Linked DNA regions of Homo sapiens: region 2 is linked to region 1. Evidence: read pairs that join two places in POLR2A ChIA-PET (ENCODE). Cell type or tissue: PC-9. All regions are shown on one strand. Region 1 overlaps PRRG4 (proline rich and Gla domain 4). Region 2 has its middle 4.6 kb from the start of EIF3M.

The links. Peaks named below come from ENCODE experiments on the same cell type or tissue, not always from the same donor. Only the 100,000 strongest peaks of a DNase experiment are listed, where the experiment ranks them.
Region 2: POLR2A ChIA-PET joins it to region 1 with 8 read pairs; 1 of 35 experiments calls an interaction of 5 or more read pairs at or near these places.

Annotation. Positions count from the first base shown.
Region 1 is chr11:32,837,703-32,840,202 of GRCh38, forward strand. PRRG4 (proline rich and Gla domain 4) reads left to right here. Exons shown (of 6, transcript NM_024081.6): 4 at 1,180-1,228; 5 at 2,405-2,500. Among named protein-coding and RNA genes, the nearest start is that of PRRG4, 9.0 kb to the left of the region's middle. In PC-9, no CTCF peak of the experiment used is centred here; DNase peaks (open chromatin) are centred at 1,069 and 1,369; H3K4me3 peaks cover 623 bases; H3K27ac peaks cover 1,510 bases.
Region 2 is chr11:32,577,962-32,580,461 of GRCh38, forward strand. No RefSeq gene overlaps it. Among named protein-coding and RNA genes, the nearest start is that of EIF3M, 4.6 kb to the right of the region's middle. In PC-9, no CTCF peak of the experiment used is centred here; no DNase peak of the experiment used is centred here.

The sequences.
Region 1 (2,500 bases):
ACATGCCACCACGCCTGGCTAATTTTTTGTATTTTAGTAGAGACAGGGTTTCACCATGTTGCCCAGGCTGGTCTCAAACACCTGAGCTCAGGCAGTCCATCTCCATCGGCCTAACAAAGTGCTAGGATTACAGGCATGAGCCACCATGCCTGGCCCTAAATTCTTTACTTTTGTAGATTTCATAACCCTAGCTCCTTTTTCCCTTTCTTAAGAGTCCTATTTTACTTTTTGTTCAATAAGAACCTCCCCAGGTATCCTTCCCTACAAGTATTTGCTGTTTCTATTAAGGAGGAAAACGAAGCATATACTGTGTAGTTGTGTCTGTTGGAATTTTATTCTGTTTTTCACAAATCTTTTATAATTTTATCATAGTTCCTTAAAATTCATTTCTATTCTCTCAAGTAGCACTGAACTTAAAATTGTCTCAACAATGTCTTCCCAAATCAATAAATACCTTTCAATAAGATCTCCCAGAAGGGCACAGTGGCTCATGCTTGTAATCCCAGCACTTTGCGGGGCAGAGGTGGGAGGATTACTTGAGCCCAGGAGTTCAAGACCAGCCTGGGCTTCACGATGAAACTCCATCTCTGCAAAAAAGAAAAAATTACCTGGGCGTGGTGTCAGGCGCCTGTAGTTCCAGCTACTCGGGAGGCTGAGGTGGGAGGATCGTTTGAGCCTGGAAGGTCAAGGCTGCAGTGAGCCATGATCACACCACTGCACTCCAGCTTGGGCAACAGAGTAATCCTGTCCGGAAAAAAAAAAAAATCTCCTGAGACAAACTGAGGGCTTACCTCCCATAGAAAACTTCAGTCTCCTGTTCAATCATGATAGTGGGTCCACAGCCTCAACTTCTACCTTTGGTACTTTCACCTACTCTCTAATGCAATAATTTCCCCCAATGCTTTAGTGGGGGCTCCAGTCAGGTGAAGGGAAAATAGTAGGCACAGTAGTAAAGAGCTGGGACTGGCAGTAATCCCTTGACAATTAGAGAGATGGCAGAGGCAGCTGTGGGTGGTAGTGATTTAATTAGAGTGAGTCACACCCTCCAGCTTGAATGAACTGGTCTCCTACCTATGGTGCATGCCAAGAGTTTACTACCCCTAGTCTAGGTCATTAGGACCAAATGAAATGTGATAATAAAGATATTGAATAAACTTGGGAATTTTACCTTTTTTTTAGATTGCATTTTGGCAGGAATATTCAGCTAAAGGACCAACCACAAAATCAGGTAAAACAAGAATTGATCAAATTTAATGCTTTTCTCATCCTCTCTCTGTTGTAATACATTTTAGTTTTATTGTTTGAGTTTGGTTGTTGCGCAACATACATACCTTATAAATCCAAGGAGATTTCTCAACTATGCACCGGGCTATCTCAGACAGAAAAGGACAGATTCATCTATTTAATACACTGAAAATCAAGTTTGGTGAGATACTAGGAAAATGAGATAATGGGCTTAAAGCTGTTTTAAACAGCTCAGCTAAGTCAAGACTTGCACAGAATAAAAGCAGATTCTATTCATTTCAAGATGTAAGCTATTTTAACTTTTTTTCTTTTTTACCATTAAAGGCAGATGGAACATTTATGCTAGATAAATTAAGATTGTTGGATCGAATTAAGTAACTTGTAGAGAGGGGAGATCTTTATCTCATCTGTATTGATCATCTCTAGCTGCATTTTAGTCAGGTGTTTTTTTCGCCAGCTATTCTTTCATTCCTCTTAGGTAGGGCCCCCTCCATGGCAGGTTATGTTGCATAGCTACCCTGAGTTGCTTAATAAATATTATCTCAGTGGTTAATACCAAAGTATGTCTAGTTGAGCAGTGAATATGTTTATCCCACTTAATGCTGAATATTATCCATTTAATAAATGGATATTTCAAATATTTTTAAATAAATAATTTTTAAATAAATAAATTTAAATAACAAAATATTTTGAATATTATTAAAATATAAGTATTATATTTTGAATATTATTAAAATATAAGTATTATATTTTGAATATTATTAAAATATAAATATATTTTGAATATTATTAAAATATAGATATATTTTGAATATTATTAAAATATAAATATATTTTGAATACTATTAAAATATAAATAGTATATTTTAAATATTATTAAAATATAAGTAGTATATTTTAAATATTTAAAAAATATATATATTTTAAATAAATAAATATATTTATATTTTAATAAATAAAAGAATAACCATAACTAGGGCTATTAGAAGTGTCATTTAAATTTTTTTCAGGTAGATTCTCTAGCACAAAGACTTGAAAGAAGTCAACATCAATGATTAGATGCTGTATAATGTGTTTAGAACCAGGATTAAATTTGTTGAAATCATAGGTGATGCTATATAGTTGTTATATTTATGTTATTTTAATGATTTATTTTAAGATGGCAACAGAGAGAAAATAGATGTTATGGGCCTTCTGACTGGATTAATTGCTGCTGGAGTATTTTTGGTTATTTTTGGATTACTTGGCTACTATC
Region 2 (2,500 bases), 260 kb before region 1:
GGAGGCTGAGGCTGGTGGATCACTTGAGGTCAGGGGTTCAAGACCAGCCTGGCCACCATGGTGAAACCCTGTCTCTATTAAAAATACGAAAATTAGCTGGGCATGGTGGTGCGCGCCTATAATCCCAGCTACTTGGGAGGCTGAGGCAGGAGAATCGCTTGAACCGGGAGGTAGAGGTTGCAGTGAGGTGAGATTGCACCACTGCACTCCAGACTAGGCGACAGAGACTTCATCTCAACAACAACAAACTCTCACAGAGTTGTGGTTAGTATGGCGCCTACAGGAGCTCAAAATAATAAAGTTTTTTTCCCAAAAATATAAAAATTATTAGCTCATAAAATTACTCTTGCATTTGCATTGTTTGCAGTTGCTAAACCTTTTCCCTAGCGCATTAAGTTTTCTACTCTGGTATAGACAAGCCTTGCTGAAATCATTTTAAAAGCGTGAATGATGAATATGTCTTCCTCAGATTCAACAAATTTATGAATGTTTCAATAAATGCTTATATCACGTGAAGTGAGGAGGTTAACCTCATGAATTTTAATACGAAGACTAATGTAAAAATGAATGCTTTCTAATGGTCAAAGTGTTTGAGATTTAAGGTGCTGCATGAGTTCTACTGCTGGATCTACTGCTCAGGTGCAATATATTTCAGTAAGTCACCAATCAACTGCCTTAAATATCCTTTGTTTCACCTATAAAGTCAGTGCAATCATATGTTGCATCGCTAGTATACAATTTAATTATTAGCTATAAATCTCTGAGATCCTAAGATGGTAGCTTTGTAAATTCAATGTTACATTGCAACAGCATTAAGAGAGATTCCAAGATTCCCACCATCAATATGCATTATACAAATTTGTTAACTTGCACTAACATAAACCTTTTATTTACAAAATTATGACTTTAGACTTCAAACTTTTTTCTCTGTGTCAATCAAGATTAGTTTCGTCTGTATACAAGAAAAAAACAATATAATAGTGCATTAAACAAGATGGAGGTTTATTTTCCTCTTATGTAAAATAAATTCATGGGTAGGCCGTCATGGGCTGGCATCACACTCTCCTAATGTCATCAGGGATATGGGCTCCTTCCGTCTTTCCTCTCCACCACATGGCTTCCACCAAGGCCACGTCTTGGTTTTAGTTTGGTTGCTGTAGCACCCACCATCAAGTCCATGTTTTAGGCAAAAAAAAAAAAAAAAGTGGAGGGTGGCGGTGGGGGGCAAGGGCAAAAGAGTCAGTTCCAAGAAAGAGCTTTGCCAGAAGCTGCTCTCAAAATTTCCATCCACATCTCACCAGCTACACCTAGCTATAAGAAAGCTTATCAATTTCGTATCATAGAAGGGTGCATTGTGGCACCTACAACTACACCTTAGTTCTGCTGCTAAGGAATAAGAGGGCGGATGTCAGGTTGACAGTCTTTGCCATGCTTAAAAAAAATCTTTTCCATGGGTTCCTAGAATGTTGTGATCACTCATTTTGATTCAAAATTAAAATTTTTTTCATTCAAAATTAAAATTTAAAGCAATTTTCAAAGATTTGTCGCAAATCTATCTAGCGAGTTAACATTTAGAGTATCATTCACTAATACAACAAATACTTATTGCACCATCTATCAGGCACGTTGATAAAAAAGGGATGGGATGCAATAATGAACACATCCCCACTTTTTCAGAGCTCATAGTTCATCAACTCAGTAAAAGTATGATGTGCTAATATACTATAAATGACACCTATTTAGAATGGATTACCCTCTATACATAGTCTTAGTATTTAGGTAATCAACTACATATACTATTTTTTTTTTTCTGAGACAGTCTTGCTCTTGTCGTCCATGCTGGAGTGCAGTGGCGCGATCTCAGCTCACTGCAACCTCCCCCTCCCGGGTTCAAGCGATTCTCCTGCCTCAGCCTCCCAAGTAGCTGGGATTACAGGTACCCACCATCAAACCCAGCTAATTTTTGTATTCTTAGTGGAGATGGGGGCCAGGCTGGTCTTGATCGAACTCCTGACCTCAGGTGATCTGCCTGCCTCAGCCTCCCAAAGTGCTGAGATTACAGACATGAGCCACCGCACCTGGCCACATATACTATTTTAGCATAAAAATATACTTTCGTTTATCAGATGAATAATTGCCTCATTCTGAGATGCTGATACAGACTTGAAAACAAATTTTAGATATTACTGTCATGCAAAGCATTCTTGTAAAAAATATAACTTTGCTCCAATAATACAATTTCAAGCAAATATATTAATATGGCTCTTGCAAATAGAATACTTAAAAACATAGTTAAATCCACATTTTCCGGAATTTTTAATCAGAAAGGAGATAACAAAGGGAACATAGACAAATTAAACAATAAAGAAAAACTGTACATATTTGGTTGTATTTTTCAGGTAAAAATTAAACTAAGATAATACTGCCTTGCAGATGGTGGGGCTTTGTTCAACTCCCTGGTGATTCCTTTTCCTTTTTTTTTTTTTTTTTTGGAGTCTCA